Linked DNA regions of Homo sapiens: regions 2, 3, 4 and 5 are each linked to region 1. A link is a loop called in an ENCODE intact Hi-C map of the cell type or tissue named here. Cell type or tissue: endothelial cell of umbilical vein. All regions are shown on one strand.

Region 1 (5,000 bases):
TCACCTCTCCGTGCTTCAGTTTCCACCTCTGTAAAATGGGGATAAGAATGGGACCCAGTCGTAGGGCTGTTGAAGAACAAGTGTGTTTCTTTTTGTAAAGGGTGGTGCCTGGTCCTTGGTCAGCCCTCAATAAGCATTCAGTATTATCCTCACTGTCCATTCAGCAGCCCCATATTCAGCGCCTGCTGTATCCCAGGGAAGCAATGGCAGCTGCCCTGAGGGCAGAGACATGGATGGGGTTTTCCTGCTGGGCTGTGGAGCTAACACTTCGTTAGTGGACCGTGGAGGGAGTGGGGGCTGCATTGAAGGATTCTGAGCTGAGACACAGCCCCCATCCAGGGCTGGACTCAAAGTGGGTCGTCCTAGTGTCGATGAAAGTGATTCTGATCCGAATGACACAGTCAAAGCTGATAAAGAAGGTGGCCCTTCTGTCCCCTGACGCTGAAGACTCTGGAGGCGTGGACAGGAGGGGACCCCGAGATCCAGGTTGGGACCTGGATGAGAATGAGTGATTTGGGAGTGTGGGGTTGGTTCTCGCTCCTGGCCGACCTTGAAGGAGCACCCTCATATCGCGGGCTGCAGAGAAAGCGGAGCAGATGCAGGGACCCACTACAGGAAGTGGGGCTCAGGCCAGGCCATCCGTCTTGACAGTAGCCGTTCTTGGTGTAGTGGTGAGCTCCCCATCGCTGCAGTAAGCAAGCAGGTCTCACCAGGAGAGGTGCCGCTGAACCTGGTGACCTCCACCTCCTGCCCCTCCCCTGTGCCTTTCAGTCCCAGGGAGGAGGGCATATCCCAGTGAATCCTAACGCAGTATCAGCCACCTCTGGCTGCTGGCCCAGCCCTGTCTGGAGTACAGGAAGACATGTCACCCTTGGCCAGAGAAGGAAGGAGTGGGGAAGCAGAGGGTCAGTGGGTGTCCCCTCCCGCCTTGCACTAGGTCTGGCCCGAGTGTGGCCGCAGGCGACGTCAGCAGGAAGCAGGATCCGGCGGCCGGGCGGGCGGGGCATGTCCCGGAGTTATGTAACACTTGGCATCAGTGTCTTCTACGAGGTTTCCCTCCCCCTCCTTATGGCCGAAGGTTACCCTTTTCTCCCATCTGTGAATTCAGGCCCCTGGGGCTCGGCTTCCACGTTCCTCAGTCTCTGTCCGCCTCAGCCTTGGCCCAGCCCCGCCTTGTTTTCTGCTGTTAATCTCTTCTACCTGAGGCTGCACAGGCCTGCAGAGAGATGGTCCAGCCACGAAATGTTTGAAGCTGGCCTGCATTCAAATCTGAGCTCCTCAACTCATGAGCTGTGTGGTCTTGGGCAAGTGTCTTTGCCTCTCTGAGCCATTGTCACTGTCTATCAGGTTCATTCATCTAAAGACATAGTTACAGAGCGTCTGTTCTGTGCTAGACACTGTTCCAGGTATGGTGGGAATACAGCAGAGAACAAAGATCCCAGCCCTTGAGGAGCTGGTGCGAGAGACAGGTTCACACACTCAATTTCAGAATGGAGTCTGAAGATGCTATGAGAAGAATGTAGTAGAAAGTGATTGATGGTGGGGGTGGGAGGGATGAGCTAATGATGGAGTGATCAGGGAAGACCTCTCTGATGTCTGAGCTAAGGCCCGAAGGAGGTGAGGAAGTGAGTTATGCAGATATCTAGGGGAAGGGTGTCCAGGCAGGGGAACAGCCAGTGTAGAGGCCCTGTGGCTGGGGCAGCGAGCAGGGAGGGCAGTGTGTTTGTAGCACAGTCTCTGAGGAGGGGAGAGGGGAGAGCAGCTTGGAGAGGCAGGCAGGGTCCAGGGCTGGATCACACAGGGCCATATGGATAGGGGGAGGACTTGGGGATTGTATCCAGGTGTTGGAGAGTTTGAAGCAGGGGGTGGCATGCGCTGATTTGCAGAGCAGCTGTGCAGGTCCAGTAAATTAATACCAGAAACCGCTTGGCGCATAGTAGGTGCTTAATAAACGTCAGGCATAATGATTAATGCCATCACTAGCATCTCCTATTCTACACACACCTCCTGATCCCACAGTGCCGGACCATGTGTGTAAGGATTAACTGTAACTCCTGGGACTCTCTCTGAGACCCAGCTTTGTGGGGATTCAGGGTGTTGGCACCATCCCCGTCCACTGCCTCAGAGACCCCACGCCGCCCCCCGCAGAGACACCTTGCACTCCAGGATGCTGGGCGCCACCACCAGGCCGACAGGAGACCCCTGTTCCCTGCGAGACTCTGAGCATCTCCCATGTCCCAGCCACCGCCCGGGCAGCTCAGGGCACCCAGCCCTGAGTCTTTCCTGAGCCTCTGTCTGCCAAAAATAGATTCGGGAAGCAGGGGGAGCCCTCGGCCGCAGCCGCAGAACCCACATGCCACCACTTTCTCAGGCCGCCACAGGCTCGAACTCTCCTGGGAGAGGCTCAGGATTCGGGGCAGGGCTGGGACTGGGCCCAGGACGTGTGCGGGGTTGCAGAGCTGGGCATCCCTGTGGGCCCTGTGGGCACTGGCAGGGGCAGGGCTGTGGCCCTCTGGCCGACTGTTGGTGTCGGAAACTGTGACTAACGGACGAGCAGTCGTTTCCCTTTTCCTCCCTGCGTTCCAAGGGGCTGTGCTCAGAGGAACCCTGTTTGCTCAGGAAGAAGGCAGGACAGGAAGTGATCCCACTCCCTGCCTGTGGCTGGGGCTTGGAGCCCGAGACCCCCTCTCCTCCCCTCCATGAGGCCCAGCTCCAGCCTGGCCACGGTGAAGGGCTGGGGTGGGCGGGGCCCACCTGGCATTTGCCCGAGAGCAGGCTGTGTGGTCTGGACGTCAGCAGCTTTTTCTTGGAATCCGGGTGCACCAGCGCAGAGGGATGTGTGATTCCCCCTGGCTGCCGCAAGGAAGTACCACAGACCGGTGGCTTCAAACAACAGAGATGTATTCTCTTCCAATTCTGGAGGCTAGACGTCTGGAACCAAAGCGTCCACAGGGCTGTGCTCACATTCAAGGCTGCAGGGGAGCCTCTTCCGTCTTCCAGCGACTGCTGGCAGTTCGTGACATTCTTTGGCTTGTAGCTGCATCTCTCCACATGTGCCTCCACTGCCACAGGGCCTTCGTGTCCCTGAATCCGTGTTTCCCTTTTCTTCCAAGGCTGTCAGTCCTGTTGGATTTAGGGCCCACCCCACTCCAGTGTGGCATCATCTTAACTAATGACATATGCAGGATCCCGTTTCTAAATAAGGTCTGAGGTTCCGGGTTGATGTGAACTTTGAGGGACACCATTCAACCCAGTACAGGGCTCTTGGCTGAGAGCTGCGGGCACCTCCAGGTGTGGCGGAGGGCCCACCTCTTTCTCAGCAACCCCAGAGGGATCAGGCTGCCGCCCCCCCGTCACACCAGGCTGTGGTGGGCACCCCCCAGTGTCTTTCCAGTCCCCCTGGGAGTCCCCAGTCACTTCGAGATGCTGCCTCCACGATGCCCCTGCTCTCTGCTGTCTATGCGTTCAAGCCCACGAAGGCTGGCCTTTCACAGTTGCTCAGCAAGTCAGTCAACAAACGCTTTCTGAGCCTCTGCCTGGCTCAGCGTGGGGACAAAGAGACACCCACCCCAGTGAGCTACCAAGACGAGTGGTTTGATGATGGTGCCTAAGCTGGGGGAAGAAGAGTGGGCTCTGTGTGTGAGGAGCTGGGGTTCCCAGGAGCAGGGTGCGGTGCGGGGAAAGTGGAGGCCCGACGATGAGGGCTTCTTTCCATTCCTGGACACACCCGGCATGTTCCCCACACTGGGGCCTTTGCACCTGTGACTCCCCGCACCTGCCACTCTCGTCCAGAGCCTGGCCTGGCCCATTCCCTCCGCCGTCAAATCTTGGCTCAAATGTCACTTCCTTGCAGAAGCTCTTCCAGACTGTTCTGTCCAGAGGAGCCCCTGCCTTGTGCTCCTTGTCCCATCCTGTTTCACCCACGCGACCCTCTGATCCTCTGAGTGCTGCTTCTGTGTGAGGAGCACGTTGCCAGTCTCCCCAGCGGCAGGGCAGCCTCCAAGGGCAGGACCTTGTCTACCCCGTGCCTTGTGTCCCCACAGCCCTGGTATGCAGAGCTGGGCACACAGTAGGTGTTCTGTAAAGGTTCAGGGAATGAAACGCGAGCTTCCCAGGCTGGCCTGTTCCCCCAGGGACAGGTGAGACTTGCATAGCAAGGAAAAGCTTCCTGTGTTCATTCACTCCACGTGTGCCGATGAAGCTGACAGGGTGTCCCCAGGAGGCGTGGTCACTCGCTCTGACTAGGAGACTCCTGGGCAATGTCAGGCAGGTTCTCTCGTGCTCAGGAAGGATGTCAGGGTGGCTGAGGGGCCAGCCTGTACCCAGAGTGTATCTGGGGCTCAATGGAAGAATAAAGCCCCCGGTAAAAATAAACCCTGGCACGCTTGGCTGCCGAGGTGGGGTGTGAGGGGGACGGTCACCCTCATTGCTACATGGCCGGGATCACTGCCCTTTGCACCTGCGGCGAGGCCCCAGGCATGGGGAGTCCCCGAGCTGACAGCCCAGGCCCCAGTCCTGATCTGCTGCTTCCCTGTGCCCCAGGAGAAGGAGAGGAACGCGCGGAGGAAGAAGAAGAAAGCGCCGGCGGCGGCCAGCGAGGAGGCTGCATTCCCGCCCGTGGTGGAGGATGAGGAGATGGAGGCGTCGGGCGTGAGCGGAAATGAGGAGGAGATGGTGGAGGAGGCTGAAGGTGAGGGCTGGCGCGGCTTGGAGGTGGCTGGCAGCTGTGGGTCCGAGCTCTGAGGGAGGGCATAGCGGGAACTGATCCCGGCAGCCTCCTCTCCCCTGAGTCATCTGGGTCCTCCTTAGAAGGGGCCTCGACTCCCTGGAAGGTGCGGGCCTGACTTGCCAGAAACTCACCAGTAATGGGCACAAGGATGAAGGCCATAACAATACTGAGAATAATCAGCTTCTCTGGGAGCCCCAAGCCTCGCTCAGCTCTTCTGATGCCCATGAGTCCAGTCTTATGCTTGGGTGACCAGACGTCCAGGCCAGCCCTG
Region 2 (5,000 bases), 62 kb before region 1:
CCTCCCTTCCTCCAGGAAGCCTCCCCTGATTGCCCCCAAGCTTTCCTTTTCCAGTACCCCATAAACCCCAGGACCAGTCCCAGCTAGGGTCCAACCGGACTCCCCTGGAATACTCTCATAATTCCTGCCTCCTTATCCTGCCCTCCTATGTCCTGCTTCTCCTCTCCAGTGCCCTGGCAGATGGCAAGACTAGGTTTCCTTATAGGGTGTGTGTTTTTAAACCCTGACTTCTTTGCACCCCATGAGTGCCTCTACCAGCAAACTCATCACATGCTGCTTACCCCATGCCTCCAGAGCCCTCCTACAGACTGTGGTCCTTATGCTTGCCGGACAGAAGCTCAGCAGAAAAGATTTGTCTGCAGTAAGCTATTTGCATCTTCATTGCCTAAACACTGCTTGGAACAAAATAAACACTTAAAAAAACGTTTGCCAGAGGAATGTTGAACACGTGGGCATCATAAACCAGGAGTCCCCCAGGTGGCTGCCTCCAGGAGCGGGAAGGAAGGTTTGAGTGAGGAGGGCTGGTGTGAGGCAATAGGGAGTAGTAGGGGCTGAGGAACGGGGAGCTGGGCGACCTTTGAAAGGAGCAGCCAAGCCTCAGTTTCCCAGCCTGTGGCCATGAAGGGGTGTGGCCCGATGGCCTGATGTTTTCAAGAGAAGCTTTAGGTTTGGCTTTTTGTGTAACAGCCTCTGGTTTTCAGTGCTGGCAATGAATTTAGGATTTTAGAAAGCACCAGCCGGGTGCGGTGGCTCACACCTGTAATCCCAGCACTTTGGGAGGCTGAGGCAGGCAGATCATGAGGTCAGGAGTTTGAGATCAGCCTGGCCAATATAGTGAAACCCCGTCTCTACTAAAAATACGAAAATTAGCTGGGCGTAGTGGCACGTGCCTATAGCCCCAGTTACTTGGGAGGCTGAGGCAGGACAATCACTTGAACCCGGGAGGCAGAGGTTGCAGTGAGCCGAGATTGCGCCACTGCACTCCAGCCTAGGTGACAGAGCAAGAGACTCCATCTCAAAAAAATAAAAAATAAAAAATAAATAAATAAAGCACCACAGCCCAACACAACACCCTCAGAGGCTGTCTCTGGCCTGTGCACTGTGCAGTTTGCACCCTGCGGACTTGACATGTGTTTGCAGACTTGACGTGTCCTCTTGCGTGGTACGTGGATGTCTCTGGGTGGCAGGCAGTGTCCTTGCTTTGGGAGGAAACCTGGATCAGCCAGGGTGGATTCACACCCTCAGTTGCTGCCCATCGGTGGCAAACAGACGGCTGCATGCACATCACCACCACCCCGAGGCCTCATGCTCACCGAGTCGTTTTCCAGCTGCAGTGACAGCACCGCGGTTTGTGGAAGATCACACGCCGGACTAGCTTCTCAGCGCTGCCTTAACACTCGGCCGTGAACCGGGCAGCTGAAAATGGCAGGAACTTTCTTCTCTCACAGTACTGGAGGCCAGCAGTTGGAAATCAAGGTGCTGCAGGACCACATTCTCTAGAAGGCTCTGGGGGAGGCTGCTTCCTTGCCGGTTCCAGCTCCTGGCGGCTGCCGGCCTCCTTGGCGTTCCTTGGCTGGGAGATGCGTCACTCCCGTCTTTTGTATTCGTGTGGTGTTCTTCCCGTGTCTGTTCGCGTCATCTCCCCTCCGTGTGTGTCTGTCTTTTTGTCCAAATTTCCCCTTTTCATAAGTCATTGGATTAGGGCCCACCCCAGTAACCTCATTCTAACTTGCTTCTCGCTCTAAAGACTCTGTTTCCAAATGAGGTCATGTTTTGAGGTGCTGGGGCTTAGGACTTTACACATATCAGTTTTTTTGTAGTTGGGGTTGGGGGTGACATTCCCACCTGTACTAGGCAGTGTACCACCTGCAAACCCCAAAGTCAATTTTGTATGGTCTTCACCACGGTGTTTCAAAGTGGATTCTATCTCTCTTCTTTTGTGAGAAGGTGGAACTATTTATTTTGAAGTAACTAGATTGTACGTTGTGCAACAGAAGAGTTGCAAATACGCTCCACAGAGTTCCCCCACACACGTCACCTGGCACCCCTCATGTGGACAGCTTATATAACAGCAGAGAAACACTTACCACAACTAGGGCCTGCCATGGTGGCCCACGCCTGTCATCCCAGCACTTTGGGAGGCCAAGGTGGGAGGATCACTTGAGGCTAGGAGTTGGAGACGAGCTGGGCAACAAAGCAAGACCTCATCTCTACCAAAAAATAAATTAGCCAAGTATGGTGGCATGTACCTGTAGTTCCAGCTACTCAGGAGGCTGAGGCAGGAGGATTGCTTGAGCCCAGGAGTTCAAGGATGCAGTGAGCCATGATCGAGCCACTGCACTCCCGCCTGGGAGACAGAGTAAGACCCTGTCTCTAAAAACAAAAATCAAAACAAAACAAAACAAAATACTAAGAAAGAAATAGTGGCACATGACCCTCTGCTAAACTACCAGCTGTCTTTGCATTTTCACCCGTCTCTCCGCCAACGTCTGTTTTCTGGTCCAGGATCTGATTCAGGTTCTCACGTGACATTTGTGCTCGTGTCTCTTTAGTCTCCAGCCCGTGACGGCTTCTCAGCCTTGCCTTGTTTTTCACCACCCCAGCACTTTTGAAGATCACTGGTCATGGCTTTCTTTGACAGGTGTTTCCTCCTGGTAAGACTGGGATGGTGGGTTTTGGGGAAGACCAGAGAGAGGTAAGGGGGCTGCGTGATGCCCACATGATAGGGGGCTCTGCCCTAGGTCTCCGCTGTCGCCTTAGAGTTATCCCTCCTTTGCTCTGTTCTTTACTAGGGAGTCACCAAGTCCCACCCATCTTCCAGGGCAGGGGAGTTAAGCTCCGCCTCCTGGAGGGAGGAATATAGATTTGTGGAGCCACCGCCATGATTCATACATACTTGCGGGGAGATTCTTTGAGACTGTGCAAATTTCCTGTTGCTCCTTAAAATTTTGCCAACCAATTTAGCATTCATCCCCGGATCTTGCCAGCGGTGGTTGGGTTATTACTGCGTTCTAATGACGATTTTCTGTTTCCCTCCTCTCTTGGACATTTATTCATTGGAACTCTAGAAGAAAGATCTGTCCCTTCTCCTCCATGTATTGATGTATTGAATCATTTGTTTGTAATCACATGGACTCGTGGGGATTTGTTTTATTCCTGGGACGCTAATCTAGTCCCAGGGTTATTTCTGTTGTCACTCACATTGTTCCAGCTCTGGCAGCCGGAAACCTTCAGGCTGGGTTCTGTGTCCTTTTGACTTTTGTTTTCTTTTGTTTTTGGCAATTCTTGACTTAAAGTCACTCTGGGCTCTTCTTGCATACTTCCTGGCCGAGCGCTGGAATCAGCCATGGCCCGGGCAGCGCGGTTTCTGGGATTGGAGGATGGTCTTTGCTGAGATATGGGTGCTGCTGTGCTCATGGCGCCTGGGCCTTCACTGCTTCTAGGCCTTCACAGCTGTCTTTTGCATAAAAGACCAAACCCTTTGCCATGTCGAAACTCACAGGACCCTGCAGGACTGGCCCTGCCAGTCTTGCTCACAGCCCCTCCTCCGTCCTCTCTGCCCCTCCCCAGCACTGTCCAGCCACAGGGCCTTCCTCTGTCTGTGCTTCCGATACACAGAGTTTGTTCCTGTCTCCTGCGGTGCCCTCCAGCTGGAGTTCCCTTCCTTCTGGATCTTCCCAGAGCCGGGTCCTTCTGATGACGTAGATCCCAGCTCAAGGCCATCCTCTCTGGGAGATCTTTCTGCACCACGGAATCTAAAATAGCCCCTCACACCCCGTCCCCCAGCACCCACTAGCCCACCATTCCATTTAAGTTCCCAAATCCAGGATTATCTTGGTCATCTTGCTTATTGTCAGTGTCACCTCTGTGAGAGCCCTCAACTGTGTCTTGCTCCCTGCTGTGTCCCCAGCACCTGGAACAGTGCCTGGCACATAGTAGATGCTCAGTAAACAGTTATTGAATAACAGAAGATGAGGCTGCGATGCCATAGATTTCAGATGAGGAAACTGAGGGCTTCTGAGGTGTGCTCAGAGACACCCTGTTATGAGATGAAGGGTGCTGGTCCTAGCCTGTGGGACTGAGGACCCCCATGGCCCACCCTGGCCGGGGGGCGGCGGCCAGACTGATGGAAGGTGGGGAGGCCCTGGCCAAGTCACCACCAGAATGACCCGGGGACTGAGGTGGATTCCAGGCCCTTGAGCCCCATGAGGCTTCACTCGTCCGTCAGAGCCTGGGGTTCCCTCCTTTTCCTGTTTCCAATGGGGCTGGGGTCCCGGGGGCTGGACATAGCGTGGCTCCCAGTCAGTAGCTTTGGAACTTTTGAGGGGGTTTGGACACTGCTGAGAATATGAAAAAGTTGGGGATCCCCTCCCCAGAAAAGCGGGTGCCACTGAATGCCGCGGATTGGGGACAGACAGCAAGTTAAGGTGCACAGCAGGCTCCTGAGGTCGCTGTGGCCCCCCAGGCCCTGGGAGGCCAGCTGCAGCACCCTGCTTTGTGTGTTGGAGACCGTGGGGAGGGGCCTGGGAAGAGAAGAGGACGGTCCTGGGGTCTCGGTGCAGCAGTGGGTGGGGGTGTCTTCCAGCCCTCATGGCGTGGGCTCCAGAACCTCCCGCCTCTACTCTCCAGGGCTCCCTCCCTTTGCCTGTCTCAGGGTCCCTGTCCCCTTTCTTCGGGTCTTGTCTCTTTCCCTCTCCCCACTTCTCTCTCTTTCCCTCTCCTAGTTTCATCTTCCTCTGAGTCTCTGTCCCCTTCCTTTGGATCTTGTCTCTCTGTGACTGCCTCTCTCTCTCTCTCTGATCCTCTCTTTCTCATCTCTCTCACTCCAGTCTCACCTCTCAGTCTCATCTCCTGTCCATCTCCAGGTCTCTGTCCTTTCTTGGATCTCATCTGTCTATCTATCTCCGTCTCTGTGTCTCCCCTTCTCCCAGTCTCTGTCTCTTTCTCACCTCTGTCTCCCTGTCTGTCTCCCTCTCTCTGGGTCCCTGTTTCCCTCTCTG
Region 3 (5,000 bases), 140 kb before region 1:
GCTGAGCCTTCTGATGCCTCGAGAGGCTGGGGGCCTTGCCTGGGGCCACTCAGCTTAAGGTCCCCCTGCCCCTTTCCAGACCCCCTTTGGCCCACTGTCCTGGCCCCTGTGGCCTGCGGTGAATCATATTCTGGGGGGTCTTCACCGATCTTTCCCACCGTCAAAGCTCTGCTCAGCAGACGGGCTCCAGGAAGCGGCCTGTCGGCAGATTTTGGCCAGGGGATGCTTTTTCGAAGTATGGAGGGGTGGTCGCCGTCGAAGGCTTGCGTGATGGGGAGTTCTTTTGCTGAGCAGATAACCAGACACTGGCTTATTCTGAATATGAGTTTGGTTTTGGCCACAGGCTCTGTCTGGGGGCTGCTGCCTGTGGCTGTTTCTGGTGTTTGATGATTTGTGGTCTTCATTAAGTCACTCAACAAACAATTTGCTGCGGAGTGTCTGGCGGGGAAGACACAGGAAGCAGAACGAGTGGCCGTGAAGAGACATGCCCAGTGTCAAACCTGCCCATAGCACACAGTCGCTCTGAGGGGGTGGGAGGAGTTACCGTGGATTCCAGGGCCAGCCTTTGGCGAAGGTCTGGATGCAGGTCTGTGTCCAAAACAAACAAAAATGAACAGAAGGAGGTGGTGAGGCCTGACTCGGCCGCTCTCAGGCACCGCTTCCTGGTGGTGTTTGCATGGGGCCAGTTTGGCCTGGGTGTCATGGTCCCGCCTGGTCTTGGCGACGGTCTGGGCGGGAAGATGGTGCTGGATCTTTGGGCTAAAAATATGCCCGTGCCTTCCTGTGCCTCAGTTTCCCTACCTATAAAAGAAGGCGTAAGAGTAGCAGAATCCCACCTTTGGCTTTGGGGCAGGTCTACGGAAACCCCCCAGGGGTGTTTCCTGGGGAAGGCTAGAGGGCCAGCTGTTCACAGGAGACATCTGGCTTCCAGGGGCCTCCGCAGCCACTATGCTCATCCCCTCGTGGCCAGTCTGGGCCCCCTGCCAGTCCAGTGGCCACGGGCCCCTGTCACAGGCAAATCTGGTCTTAGTCCTGAAACCCTCCTGTGACTCCTTGTGGCTGAATTACCACGTGGATAGCGGAGACAAGCCAGGCTTGCCCAGTTCAAGTCCCAGCTCAGCCACTAGCTGTTGACCTTGGGCAAGTCACCTACCCTCTCTGGGCCAGCCTCCTGCTCTGTCTGTGTGTGGCGGCTCAGGGGCATACCTGCCTATGCCGCGGTGGTGTGAGGCCAGCTGGTGAACCAGGGGACCCGCTTAGCACAGTGCTGGGCACACAGTCCGAGCTGCTGGGCTCGGTGTGTGTGGCCACTGTTATTGTTATTAATATTATTACTCTCAAGATGCTCCTGAGAGTAAAAAGGATGACAATGTTATTGCTGGAGTTGAAGGCCAGGCCCAGAGTCCATCTGACCACTTCCCCTCCACTCCTATTAGCTCCCTGACCTCATCGTCAAACTCTCCCCGCCTCGCCCCTGCGCCCCGGCCACACCAGCCTTCTCTCTGCTTTGACAACACACCCGCGTGGTCCAGCCTCCAGACCTTCACATCTGCCATGCTTCTGCCAGGGGTGCCTTCCTCACATCTGCACCCCCAGACCCTTGTCATCATGTGGGCTGCTGTCCAGGGACACATTCTTAGGCCCAACTCTTGGCTGCTAGGGGCAGGGAAGTGAATCTGGAGACCCTGGTGGAGCCTCCTCTGCCTCCTGGGAGCTCCAGCAGCTTCCTCTGGCGCCTCATCTCTGCTTTCCAGAGCACTTGGAGAAGCAGAGCTCAGCCTGCCCCTTCTACGGATGGAAAGTTGACACCCAGAGAAGCTCAGACTTGTCTCTGAGTCACACAGCTAATTGCAGCCAAGGTTCAGACTCCTGGCTGACTACCAAGCCATCATTGTTGGCCTGTGTGTGTGTGTGTGTGTGTGTGTGTGTGTGTGTGTGTGTGTATTATTTGGCCACGTCTTCTTTTCTAGGCCTGTCACCGAGATGACCCCAGATCAGAATGCCAGTGTGAGGGGGTCACGCTTTCTTTTCCTAGGATTAAAAGGAGGACAGAAATATTTGCAAGGGAGAGCCTGCTCCTCTGGCCATCTGGCCCTCGGGACAGAGGACGGGGGAGGGATGGGCCGAGGCCTGGGTTCGGAACCAGGCCGGAGCCAAGGCGCCAGAGCTACGCTCAGGTTGGAGGTGCAGGTGCGGCTCGAAGCTGGACAGTCCGGGCTGGGAGGAAGCGGGTTAAAGTGGGAGAAGCGGGGCTGGAGCTCTCTTTCGCCTGCCAGCGAGCGAAGAGCCGAGCTATAAAAAGGCCTCACAGTGTTTCAGCTCCCGAGTGTCGGCTGGAAGCCCGCCAGGGTTACCATGGCGATGAGGAATTATTACTTACTGCCAAGGCTGGGAGAAAAAGCTCGTACTTTTGGCTTCCAAACAAGAGGAGTGGACTTATGTAATTCCCTGTGTTTATAGGCCCAGAGTGGCAGAGGCGAGAACGGATCGCTGGAGGCCCGACGTCTCGTTCACGGCCCAGCCGTGGGGTCAGGCGGCCCCGCACTTGTCGCCGGTGGGCCTTGGCCTGCCCGGGTTTGGGGGGCATCGGGCTGGGAGCCTGGGGGGCCTGGCCTGGCCCTGCAGGGCCTCCAGGGCCGGGATGGGAGTCGTAGTCTCGCGGGAAGGTGAGGCCGCCCTCTGGGGCCGCCCCTCTGCGGGTGTCATCCTGGAGGAAGGATGGGTCTGATGTTGGCTGTGGTGTGCCTCCTGGAAGCCGGCAGCACAGCCTGTGTGTGTGGACTCTGCTGGCCCGCTGGCTGGCACTTTTTTTCTTTTTCTTTTTTTTTCTTGTGAGAGAGTTACTTCAAGTTGTGTTTGGAGCTGACGTGAGCGAGGTTGGTCATGTGCTCGGGTAAGAGAAGTCGCCGGGCTTGGAGTGGGCAGGGAGGTGCAGTGTGGCTGGGTCACCCCGGCCGGGGGAGGTGGGCGCAGACTGGGGTGGGGGGCTGTGGCCTGCAGGCTCTATGCAGGGGCGCTGATTGGGGGCCGAGGAATTCATCTGGAAAGAGCCCCAGTTCTGTCGCTGGAGGTGGTGGCCAGGGCTGGGGGCTGAGTGGCCGGCCGCAGGTCAGCCAATGGGGGCAGCTGGACCCTCCCCTGGCAGCGCAGTGTTGTCGGCCCTGAGCTCAGCGGGATGGTGGGCAGGGCTGTCTCATCGGACGAAGTTGCTGCAGTCACGGAAAAGAGCGCTCGGAGGCGCTGGCCGGGCAGGCCGGGGTGAGGCTTCTTGGCCGGCCCGCGTGGGAGGGGACCCGGGTGGGCACTGTGCTCCTCTCCTTGGTGCACATCCGGCGTCCCTGGGGGGGAGCATGGCGAGCCTTGGGGGCTCAGGGGGCTTCTGTTCCCGGAGTTGACTTCAGGAGGGCATGTGATCGTGGGCGCTCCCGAGGCTCTGCCCTGGGGCTCCGCGGTGGGCTCAGGCAGGGGAGAGCCAGGTGCAGGCAGCGCTGCAGCCCGGCCCCGGCGCCCGGCTCCCCACCGAGGTGGCGCTTGGCTCGGTGCCCATGTCTGGTTTGAAATCAGCGCCACCGGCCCAGGCTTGCCCAGGGACTTGGCAGCGAGGAGCCGGGATAAACACTGGAAAGTTGGAAGGGCTTCCCGAGCTCACAAGGAGCCTTTAGTTGCAAACCGGGGGGATGAGGGAGTGATTTGTCCTGAGGTCTGGGTGCGCCGCGGCCATAGGGAGGTGGCGGGAATGGCTCCTGGGGACCTCTGAGCCCAGGCTGGGGAAGGGAGGGGGCTGGGCTTCCAGGCAATGTTGCTCCTTTGCCACAGACCTGGGTTTGAGTCCTGGCTCCGTCCTCTCTATGCTGTGTGACCTTGGGCGTGTTGCCTCCCCTTTGCAGACCTCAGTTTCCTCGTCTGTAAAATGGGGCACAGTGGGGTCTACACAAGCATGGGACTGACGGGAGAAGGAGCTGCAGTTTTAGGGGGAACGCGGGGCAGACTGCCTGGGTTCCTGTCCTGGTTGGACACTTCCTGGCTGTGTGACCTTGGGCAAGTCACTTACTGTCTCTGAGCCTCAGTTTTCCCATCTGGCAAATGGAAGTTGCATCTTTCCCCACCTCATAGGCTGTATGGCTTAAGGGAGTGAATGAAACCTGCCTTCTAGCTCATAATAGGCTCACAGTTGATAATTCACTGGCACTTTGTTTTCTCGATGCTGACAATACCGGCACCTGGTCTGAGGGTGGGGGGCCCCTGGGATTTCAGCATCTCAGGGCGATGGTATTTATGAAGTTGTAGTGGCCGGACTGAGGTTCCAGTCCTGGCTCGACCCCTCAAGGATGGTGTGACCTTGGGCAAGTCCCGGAATCCCACAGAGCCTCAGTTTCCTTGTCCTTTACCACAGTGGTAGCACTGCAGCCTGCCGGTGTGTCTCGGGAGAGCCTGAGAGAAGCCTGAAGGGGCCCGCACAGTGCTGGCCTGGGTGGGCCTCCGTAATTGTAACCACAAGGTTGGATTTAAGTTCGAGTTCCGTCCATTTTTCTTTTCTTCTTTGCAGAGAGCTCTCATGTTTTGTAGAAACCTGGGTCCAGATAATGGGAGGTAGGTCGAGTGGGTGCTTCCCAGGCTCTGCCTTTGTTTGGGATCCCCAGGTCTCCCCCCATGCCTGCCTGTTCTGCCCCGTCTCCCACTCAGCCTGAGCCCCTCCGTGCCAGCCCTGGGCCAGGCACCCCCCACAGTGCCTGGTGTGGCCTGGGGACTGGCGCGGGAGGGCCAGTTCTCCTGCAGAAGGTGGCAGCCGTCCTGTGTTTGTAAGTGACACCGGATGCTGGGCCAGTGACTGGCTCAGGGCCTCCGCTCTTGGGCCAGCAGGAGCCAGTGGGGAGTTCCCCGGGCGTCCAGGCCCCCCGCACCAGCTGCCCGCTGTCTCATTGTCATGGGGCCTCTCCTGGGACCTCGAGAATGGCCTCCGAAGGCGGGGGGGTTCTCATCCATGTCCCCTTGTCACCCCC
Region 4 (5,000 bases), 86 kb before region 1:
GATGAGGATGATGGGGGTGATGAGGATGAGGGTGATGGGGTGATGAGGATGAGGATGATGGGGGTGATGAGGATGAGGATGATGGGGGTGATGAGGATGAGGATGATGGGGTGATGAGGATGAGGATGATGAGGGTGATGAGGATGAGGATGATGGGGGTGATGAGGATGAGGATGATGGGGGTGAGGAGGATGAGGATGATGAGGGTGATGAGGATGATGAGGGTGATGGGCGTGATGAGGATGAGGGTGATGAGGATGATGGGGGTGATGAGGATGAGGATGAGGGGGGTGATGAGGATGAGGGGGGTGATGAGGATGAGGGGGGTGATAAGGATGAGGGTGATGAGGATGAGGGTGAAGAGGGTGATGAGGATGAGGGTGATGGTGATGAGGATGAGGATGAAGGGGTGATGAGGATGAGGGTGATGGGGGTGATAAGGATGAGGATGATGGGGGTGAGGAGGATGAGGATGATGAGGGTGATGAGGATGATGAGGGTGATGGGCGTGATGAGGATGAGGGTGATGAGGATGATGGGGTGATGAGGATGAGGATGAGGGGGTGATGAGGATGAGGGGGGTGATGAGGATGAGGGGGGTGATAAGGATGAGGGTGATGAGGATGAGGGTGAAGAGGGTGATGAGGATGAGGGTGATGGGGGTGATGAGGATGAGGATGAAGGGGTGATGAGGATGAGGGTGATGGGGGTGATAAGGATGAGGATGATGGGGGTGATGAGGATAAGGATGATGAGGGTGATGGGGGTGATGAAGATGAGGGTGATGGGGTGATGAGGATGAGGGTGATGAGGATGATGAGGGTGATAAGGATGATGGAGGTCATGAGGATGATAAGGGTGATGGGGTGATGAAGATAAGGATGATGGGGTGAAGATGATGAAGATGAGGGGGGTAATGAGGATGAAGATGAGGGGAGGGATGAGGATGACAGTGATGAGGATGAGGACGATGGGGGTGATGAGGATGAGGGTGATGGGGGTGATGAGGATGAGGATGATGGGGGTGATGAGGATGAGGGTGATGGGGGTGATGAGGATGAGGATGATGGGGTGATGAGGATGAGGATGATGGGGTGATGAGGATGAGGATGATGGGGGTGATGAGGATGAGGATGATGGGGGTGATGAGGATGAGGGTGATGGGGGTGATGAGAATGAGGATGATGGGGTGATGAGGATGAGGATGATGGGGGTGATGAGGATGAGGGTGATGAGGATGAGGGTGATGGGGTGATGAGGATGAGGATAATGGGGGTGATGGGGATGAAGATGAGGGGGGTGATGAGGATGACAGTGATGAGGATGAGGACGAGCAGGGTGATGAGGATGCAGGTGATGGGGTGATGAGGAAGAGGATGATGGGGGTGATGAGGATGAGGGTGATGGTGGTCATGAGGATGACGAGGATGATGAGGGTGATGAGGATGAAGATGATGGGGGTGATGAGGATGAGGATCATGGGGGTAGTGAGGATGAGGATGATGGGGGTAGTGAGGATGAGGATGATGGGGGTGATGAGGATGAGGATGATGGGGGTGATGAGGATGAGGATGATGGGGTTGATGAGGAGCACCTGTGTGTCAGGTGCTGCGTGCTTTGCACGCATCATGAGCTCATTTCACCTTCACAACGGCTCTCTAGAGTAGTAACTCTTTTATCCCCATTTTCCAGAAGAGGAAGGTAAGGCTTAGAGAGGTCCAGGAGCTTCTCAAGGCTACGCAGTAAGTAGGAGTGGGAGTTGGGCTCCAGTCTCACCAGTGCAGCTGTGGAGTCTGCACAGCCTCTCCTAGCACTGATGCTGCCTGTAGGAACCGTAATGGGTAATAATGCCGGCTCGCAGCAGGCCTGACTGTGCCTGCCTGTGTAACTCATTCAGTTCTCACCACAGTCAGAATGGCGGCACGGCAATCAGCCCCGTTTACTGATGGGGCAACTGAGGGCTAGCAGGGTGAGGCTGCTTGGCTGTGCTTCCCTGGCTGGCAAGTCACGAAGGCAGGATTTGAACCTGGCTTTGGAGCTTGGAGGCTGCAGCTGGCCCTGGAGCTGGGGCCTCTCCCGGGTGCGGAGTCCCTGGGGTGACTCACAGGAAATGTGTAGCAGCCTGACTTCCTGTGCGCGGCCGTGGCCCGGGCTGCAAGGGGGCCTCCCCGCGCCCTGGGGGCTGCAGCCCTCCTTCCGCCCGCTGGGGTGCTCATCCCTCACGTTCTGCCTCTCCCCACAGCAACAGCTGGAGGAGGAGGCTGCCAAGCCGCCCGAGCCTGAGAAGCCCGTGTCACCGCCGCCCATCGAGTCGAAGCACCGCAGCCTGGTGCAGATCATCTACGACGAGAACCGGGTATGTGTCCCCGCCCTGGCCTGCTGCCCCCCGGTGCTGGCCATGAGGCGCTTCACAGGGGGCACCATGAATCAGGCCTCAGTGTTTCCATCTATGTGGGGAGGGGACCTCGCCACCCTCTCCCCCAGAGACGCAGGGTTTATGAGTGGGTGGGGGAAGGTGACCGGTGGAAAGCCATCCTGGTGTGGCCTCTGGGCTGTTCTGCTCAGACACTCAGATGGGTGTGGACTGTGGCTGGTCAGCAGGATGCAACACAAAACAGAGGTTTTGGGCTCCAGGAGAGCACCAGGGTCCAGCTGATGGCCAAGGGTAAGGGGCTGCCACTTTAGGTGCTGGTGCAGAAGAAATCCCTTTAAGGCAAAAGATAATGACATTATGACCGCAGCAGTGAGGTTTCATGGAGCAGCCCCTCCTGTCAGTCCTGGAAGGGCAGGTACAGGTGTCATTTCCATTTTCCTAAGGCCCAGAGAGGTTAAGTGACTTGTCCAGAGTCACACAGCTAGGAAGCATTGGACCTGGATTTGAACCTGTGGGCTGTCAGACCACAGGGCCTGAGTTCTCAGCACTGGCTTCCACTGACACTGGGCCCTGGAAGGGGCCTTTGAGATGATTGAAACACAGAGTCTGGAGCAGGCTGTGGAGGCCCATGGAGATCCCACTGGGGGCAGCTATAGTGGGTCTGGTCTTGCTGGAGGGGCTTGGGATGCTCAGAGCAGTGTCTCCAGGGGCTGGACCCTAAGGGTCTGTGCACCCCCAAGGTGGAACCTTGTGTCTGGTGAGGTGGTAAGCTCCCCATCTTCCCAGTCAAGCCACTACCAGCTGGGCTTTAATGATTTACAGTGTACTTTTTCTAAATGTACTCAGGATCTGTGGATGTTGATCCCCTCCCTTATTTTCTGGATGAGGAAACTGAGGCCCAGAGAGGGACTGGTCCTTGTGAAGCATGACAGATGAGGAACCTCCTCTCCCTGCCTTGGCTTCTCTGGTTCCCCTCCTGCCTGTAGTCCCAGCCACCCTTCCCAGCTGCCTTTTCTGTAATATCTTCCTTGGCCAATCAGTGCTCAGAGTTGAGGTGGGGGTGGGGAGGCCTCGAGTCACGTGGTGGGTGCCTGCAGTGGCAGCCTGAGGCAGGGAACTACTGGATCAACCTGTTTGGCTATGCCTCCACCTCTAGAAACAGCGATGTCATGCAGAATGAGACAAGCCTGTTTGGGGCCTGGGAACTGTGTGCCCGGCTCACTCTCCCACACCCTGACCCCTCACCCCAAGCACCACTAGTAACAGTCATAGGAGAGCCAAGGGGCCACACATCCTTCAGCCAGCCATCCTGGGTTCAAATCCCATTTCTCCCACTTCCTGGCTCTGTGACCCTGGAGCGTTGTACTTAAACCTTCCTGTGCCTCATGCTCCACAGCTTTAAAACAATGACAACGACGGCATCACCTAGTACAGTTGGTGTGGGGACTAAAGGGGTAATTTCCTAGTGCCCTTAGGACAGACAGTGTCTGGCACCAAAGAAGTGCCAGCTGGTGCTATTAATTGTCATTATCATAGCTCTCATTTCTTCTTGTGTTTGTTTACCTTGTGCATTTAATAGAATACTATTTGCATTTAGTAGAACTACTGTTATTCTCTCAATTTTGCTCATCAAGAAACCAAAGCTCAGAGAGGGAAGGAGACCTCCCTGAGATTGCAGAGCAAGTGAGCTTTGAGCCTGGGACTTGGAGCCAAGATTGAGATGGCTCCAGGAGCCCAAAGTGGAGGGGACATGGGCAGGGCTCCTGAGAGTGTCACCTCTACCTGCCCTCTCTGATCCTCGGTGGAGAGCAGACACGGTTCTCTCCAGCAGCTGTGGAGGCCAGGTCAGTGGCCCAGCACATTGCTGCAGTGCCTTGGCCCTCTGCCTGGAGCTCCTCTCCTTGCAAGGCTCATACTGTCACTTCCCTCTTTGCTGAAGTGGCCCCTTCTCAGCAAGACCCGTTTCAACCCTCTACTTAATACTGAAAACCCTTTTTTCAGGAAAAGGAGTTTTCAGGATGACACCCGTTTTCCTCCTTTGTGGCTTCTGATTCTCCTTAGCCCTTGTCCCCATGGGACATGATTTCTGTTTTACTTATTTATTCTGTTTATTATGAATGGAAACTCCGTAAGGGCAGGGATTTTATTCCTGCCCACTTTTATTTCCAGTGGCATCTCCAGCACCTAAAACAGTGCTCACCACACGGCAGATGCACATTAAATAATTATTGTGCAAATATTCAGGCGGCAGGAAGGGAGGGGAGATGGAGGCGGGTGGCCAGCTCTGGCCTGTGGAAGAGGCCTCTGGTTTGGGGGCGTGGGGGCTGGTGGGGATCCTCCGCCCGGGCTGAGTCTCTGAGCCTCCAAAGCCTGCAGCCTAATGTGCGGGAGGCCCCCAGCCGCCTTTGGCAGGAGCAGCCAGGACTTACCGCCCCTTGGGGGATCAGTAGGATTAAATTTTAATCCGCCTTCCTTCCCTGCTGGTTCCTGGAGAGATGGAGGACAAGGGTCTGTTTTTCGAGCCAGCCGGAAAACGCAGCTTCCCTGCCGGGCAGGGCCCGCCTGGCAGTTCTGAGTGCTGGAGTCTGGCTCATTATCCATTCGGAGCACATTGGTGAGGCACCCG
Region 5 (5,000 bases), 300 kb before region 1:
CAAAAGTTCGAGACCAGCCTGGCCAACATGGGGAAACCCTGTCTCTACCAAAAATACAAAAATTAGCCAGGCATGGTGGCGTGTGCCTGTAGTCCCAGCTACTCAGGAGGCTGAGGCAGGAGAATCACTTGAACCTGGGAGACAGAGGTTGCAGTGAGCTGAGATCCTGTCATTGCACTCCAGCCTAGGTGACAGAGCAAGACTCCATCTCAAAAAAAAAAAAAATGAGGTGACTTATGTGTGTCCAGCATGAATTGATGTCTCAGACATGTTAAATGAAAAAAGCAAGTCACAGAACGATACACAGAAAATGGTACAAAATAGAAACAACAACACAAAAATTTAAAAATGAAATCAAGAACTCTTCTACAAAGAGGTGGGATATGGCATAGTAGTCCTGCGACCACTCTGCTCAAAGCCACAGTGGATTGACCTCCCTCCAACATGTGCTGGCTGCTGGCCCTGTCCCTCTCCGAGTCTCAGTTTCCCTGTCTGTGGAATGGGGATGATAAAAGTAAAAGCCTCAGAGGGTTGCTGTGGGCCCCACAAAGTTTGGGAAGTACGGGCGCCCAGCCTCGTTGACTGTGCTTATCATCTGTGCAATGGGGACAGCCTCAGGGGGCAAGGATCTCTCTCCAAAAGACATTTTGGAATTTCTCACAGCCAGTGCATGTGGATTACATGAGTACATTTTTAATAAGGAAAAAAAAAAGAAAGTTAAGGATGCTATTTCTGAAGGGAAAATATGCAGGAAGTTTTTAAGACCCTGACTCCTCACACACCCCCTCAGGGGCCGGCTTGCAGTTTAGAAGTGAGCACACGTGGGTAGCTCAGCTCTGCGGAGGAGGCTGTGGTCAGAGGCAGCTGCCTGGCGGAGGCTGGAAGGGCCCCTGGACATTTATCAAGGCCAGGATGGGGAGACATGCTGCTCCCGACCCCAGAGGCCCCACTCATGTTACCTGGCGGCTTTGAGACAGAAGTTCCTCAGCAAAGCAGGCTCCTTCCTGCCTGGCATTATGAGCAGAGATTAAGCACTCTGTTGACACACAAAGAAACAGCCCCATCTGTAAAATTCCGCAGCAGGGCGAGGCTTGTCAGGCCTTTAATACAGGGGCCTGGAGGCTCCTGAGTGTTTACTAAGAGCTCAGCCTGATGGGGATGGAGGAGAGGACTCTCTCAGTTCAGTAGCATGTTTTTACTGCGCACCTACTGTGTGCCCGGCACCATTCTAGACACTCAGGACGTGGCAGGTAGATAAATAAATGAACATGAGGATTGGAGGCAGTTGTGAGTTCTACGCAGTTGTTAAAATTGTTTGATTTGATAGAAAGTGAGGAGGTGAGGGGGTGGGGCTTACCTCTGAAGAGGTAACATCATCTGTACAGAAATCGAAATCGAGTTAGAGAACCAGCCATGGGCTTGTGTGTGGGGAGGAGCCTTCCAGCAGAGGGCACAGCAGGTGCAAATGCCCTGGGGCCGTAGTGGGCTTGGCATGGAGCTGGAAACTAGAGGTTTAGGAGGAAAACGGTGGGAACAAGGTTGGTAAGGAGGGTGGGCTAGATCACGCTGGGCCTTGTCAGTCGCTGTAGGGAATCTGGATTTCCGGCATTTACTTCCTCGTACACCGAGCACGTGAGTTTTAAGCACCAGTTATGTGCAAAGCAAGGAAGTTTGCTCAGGGTGCACTTGCTGGGCATTTATTAATTTCACTGAGAAGACGGTGCTTCTGTTCATGCGGCCAGTGCAGGAGCTGGGCCCACCTGTCACTTGGCCACAGCTGGGGAGCACAGGCCCGGAGCAGGGTTTGGAGATGAGAAGTGGGCTGAGCCCCAGTGCTGGGCTCAGGGTACCGAATGTTAGAAGGCAAGCCCTCTCAGGGTGCCAGTGCAGAGGGGCACCTGGGATGCCTGACATGCCTCACCCAGTGCCAGACCTGCTGAGGGCACTCACGGTTCAACCCGGGAGGCCCAGGAGCAGCTCAGGCCTGGTGGGAGATGAGGGGTAGAGATGACCTCCCTGAGCCAGCCTGAGGCCAGCTATGTTCATGAAGCTTCCAGCGTGCTGTTTCCCAGGAGGGCAGCTCTGGGAGCCTGAGAAGGCAGGGAAGCTGGAGCTGCCCCTCCCCCAGCCCTGTCCTTCCCAAAAGCACAAGCACGTATGTCGCAGTTCACCCATGTGTGGTGTGTGTTGGGACTACTCACAGGTCACAGGTGGGGTTGTGTTTCCCGAAAACACATGTCCGGGTCCTAACCCCTGGCAGCTGTGGATGTGACTTTATTTGGAAATAGGATCTTTGCAGATGTGATCAAGCTGAGATGAGGTCATCAGGGTGGACTCGCGTCCAAGATGACTGAAGCCCTCACAGGAAAAGGGGAGATACGCACAAACAACGTGGAGGCAGAGGAAAGGCTGGAGTGACCGATCTGCAAAGCCAGGAAGGCCAAGGGTCGCAAGAGCCACCAGGAGCTGGAAGAGGCAGGGAAGAATCCTGCCCCAGGGGCTTTGGAGGGAGCAGGGCCCTGCTGGCACCTGGATTGCAGGCTTCTGGCCTCCAGACCTGTGGTTTTAAGCCACCCGCTTCGTGGTACCTTGTTACAACAGCCTGAGAAGCAAACGCGCTGCATTTAGTGGGTGACGTTCCCTGGGGGTCTGGTTAGGATGCAGGTTCTGATTTCATAGGTCTGGGGTGGGACCCAAGACCTGGCTCCCATGCCCGGCGGATGCTGCTGGCCTGGGGGCTACGCTTTGAGTAGCAAAGCTTTGAAGGACGACTGGCAGCGGCCAGGCCAGCCCCCACCCCCACTTCTATGGGGCTCACAGACTGTCATAGTGTTCATTCATCCCTCAGGGGAAATGACTCAATCCGGGTCAGGGGTAGATCCCGGTTAGTCTAGCCAGGGGTCAGCAAACTCTTTCTCTGTAAAGGGTTGAGTCACTCTTCTAGGCTTCTTGGGCGTCTCTGCGGTAACTCCTCAGTTCTGCTTTTGTCACACAAAAGCAACCACAGACGATATTAAAAAAAAGGGTGTGCAGCTTGGGAGGCTGAGGCAGGAGGATCGCTTGAGCCCAGGAGTTCAAGACCAGCCTTGGTAACATAGCAAGATCCTCATCTCTACAAAAAAATTAAAAATTAGCTGGGCATGGTTGTTTGTGCCTGTAATCCCAGCCACTCAGGACGCTGAGGCAGGAGAATCGCTTGAACATACGAGGCAGAGGTTGCAGTGAGCCAAGATCACGCCACTGCCCTCCAGCCTGGCAAAAGAGCGAGACTCAATCTCAAAAAAAAAAAAAAAAAAAAAAAGGATGTGGCTGGGCACCAATCAATCTTTATTTACAAAAACAAACAGGCTTGGGGCCCGTGAACCACCGTTTGCTGACCCTGGGCTAAGCGTCATGGCCACCCCATCCCCCTTCCTAGATATTCACGTGGCCTAACCCTAGCCACTGTGGCGTGGAGGGGACTGTGCTGGGGGATTTACAGGGAATGCTTACCTGCTCTTACCTATTTATTTATTTTTTTCTAAGATAGGGTCTCCCCAGTAGCTGGGACTACAGGTATGTGGCACCATTCCTGGCTAATTTTTGTATCGCTTTTGGTAGAGAGGGGTTTCGCCATGTTGCCCAGATTGATCTTGAACTTCTGGGTTCAAGCGATCCATCCTTCTTGGCCTCCCAAAGTGCTGGGATTACAGGTCTGAGCCACCATGCCCAGCCTACCTGCTTTTAAAAAAGAGAGAACCAGGCAGGGTGCGGGGGCTCACGCCTGTAATCCCAGCACTTTGGGAGGTTGAGCTGAGCGCATTGCCTGAGGTCAGAAGTTCGAGTCCAGTCTGGGCAACATGGTGAAACCCCCCCCTCTACTAAAAATATAAAAATTAGCTGGGCGTGGTGGTGCACACCTGTAATCCCAGCTACTCAGGAGGCTGAGGCAGGAGAAGGCAGGGAGGCTGAGGAGGTGGAGGTTGCCGTGAGCCGAGATTGAGCCACTGCCCTCCAGCCTGGGCGACAGAGCAAGACTCTGTCTCAAAAACAAAACAAAACAAAACAAAACAGACAAACAAACAAAAAACAAAAAGGGGGGAAGAGATGGCTGCCTTATCTTTGACTGCACTCTGTCTTGTTGGGATGTGATGACCAGATCTGCTGCAGCCATCTTGAGGCCATGAAGGGAGTCCCAACACTGAGGGGTGGCAGAAGAGAGAGGAGGAAGCGCCTGGTGCAGATGCCACCAATGAGCTGCTGAGTCACCCAGCCCTGCAGCTCCTTTGCTCCGGGACCTCCTCTCATGGGGAGAATCCATGTTCATCATGAAAGCAGTTGGAATTGGGATTTTTCTCTAACTTGCTACCCCAGGCATCCTGAATGCTACAACCTGCTCCGGGTGCCCCAGGCCCTGGAGCCGCTCATGGCCTCCTGTGCAAGTCAGCACCCTCTCCTCCGGGCCCTGCACGCAGCCACCACGCCGCAAGGGCAGTGAAAAGCTGACCTGGAGCCTAGACATTTGGATCCCTGCCCCAAGCCCTGTCGCTTTGGCCAAACCACTGGCCTTCCACATGTAAAACAAGGGCAACTCCACTGGTCAGATGGGTTTGTTGTGGAGTTGAAGTTTGTAGGCAATAAACCCTAAAATAGCAACCTGCAACCCGGGCAGTGTGAGGAGTACTGTCAGGATTCCACCCCCACACGCTCCGGGCCTCTCAATGACGCTTCTGTGTCCCTTCTCTCCAGTTTGCTCCTAACTGCCTGCACTTTCACCTCGCTTCTGGGCACTGCTCCCGGGCTCTGGCGGTGCTTTGGCCCCATGTCCAGGGAGCCTGACCCGCCTGGTGGCTGTGATTCCCTGGGACAGCCCCTGGGTGACCACTGTGAGTCTGAGCTCTTGCCTTGGGGCAGGACGAACTGGGTGCTCCTCAGACCCAGATCCGGCTGAGGCTGGGATATTGGCTCGAGTGACACCTGGGCTTGGCTTCCTTCCCTGCCCTGTCCTGTCTCCCCTGTGC

The links. Hi-C counts contacts between places; a loop is a spot of excess contacts. Peaks named below come from ENCODE experiments on the same cell type or tissue, not always from the same donor. Only the 100,000 strongest peaks of a DNase experiment are listed, where the experiment ranks them.
Region 2: a loop joins it to region 1, with 4 times the contacts of the local background. A loop is called at or near these places in 22 of 110 quality-filtered maps.
Region 3: it touches region 1 in a loop (5-fold over the local background); 25 of 110 quality-filtered maps call a loop at or near these places.
Region 4: a loop joins it to region 1, with 4 times the contacts of the local background. A loop is called at or near these places in 28 of 110 quality-filtered maps.
Region 5: a loop joins it to region 1, with 5 times the contacts of the local background. A loop is called at or near these places in 12 of 110 quality-filtered maps.

Annotation. Positions count from the first base shown.
Region 1 is chr12:124,377,927-124,382,926 of GRCh38, reverse strand. It overlaps NCOR2 (nuclear receptor corepressor 2), which reads left to right. Exons shown (of 49, transcript NM_006312.6): 20 at 4,543-4,690. Among named protein-coding and RNA genes, the nearest start is that of MIR6880, 43 kb to the right of the region's middle. RefSeq lists enhancers at 242-788, 789-1,337. In endothelial cell of umbilical vein, a CTCF peak has its summit at 2,864; DNase peaks (open chromatin) are centred at 916 and 2,686; H3K27ac peaks cover 4,761 bases.
Region 2 is chr12:124,439,536-124,444,535 of GRCh38, reverse strand. All of the region lies in intron 9 of NCOR2 (nuclear receptor corepressor 2), which reads left to right. Among named protein-coding and RNA genes, the nearest start is that of MIR6880, 100 kb to the right of the region's middle. RefSeq lists enhancers at 3,635-4,355, 4,356-5,000. In endothelial cell of umbilical vein, no CTCF peak of the experiment used is centred here; a DNase peak (open chromatin) is centred at 2,875; H3K27ac peaks cover 2,277 bases.
Region 3 is chr12:124,516,033-124,521,032 of GRCh38, reverse strand. The region is part of intron 2 of NCOR2 (nuclear receptor corepressor 2); the gene reads left to right. It overlaps LOC105370047 (a long non-coding RNA gene), which reads right to left. Exons shown (of 3, transcript NR_188646.1): 3 at 4,235-4,570. Among named protein-coding and RNA genes, the nearest start is that of NCOR2, 49 kb to the left of the region's middle. RefSeq lists an enhancer at 1-20. In endothelial cell of umbilical vein, no CTCF peak of the experiment used is centred here; DNase peaks (open chromatin) are centred at 562, 1,842, 2,362 and 3,582; H3K4me3 peaks cover 971 bases; H3K27ac peaks cover 4,178 bases.
Region 4 is chr12:124,463,529-124,468,528 of GRCh38, reverse strand. It overlaps NCOR2 (nuclear receptor corepressor 2), which reads left to right. Exons shown (of 49, transcript NM_006312.6): 7 at 2,243-2,356. Among named protein-coding and RNA genes, the nearest start is that of NCOR2, 100 kb to the left of the region's middle. RefSeq lists a silencer at 2,036-2,245 and enhancers at 2,243-2,356, 2,346-2,415, 4,797-5,000. In endothelial cell of umbilical vein, a CTCF peak has its summit at 2,200; a DNase peak (open chromatin) is centred at 2,108; H3K27ac peaks cover 1,252 bases.
Region 5 is chr12:124,679,429-124,684,428 of GRCh38, reverse strand. No RefSeq gene overlaps it. Among named protein-coding and RNA genes, the nearest start is that of NCOR2, 110 kb to the right of the region's middle. RefSeq lists enhancers at 2,748-2,817, 3,008-3,077. In endothelial cell of umbilical vein, a CTCF peak has its summit at 2,883; DNase peaks (open chromatin) are centred at 2,308 and 2,868; H3K27ac peaks cover 2,446 bases.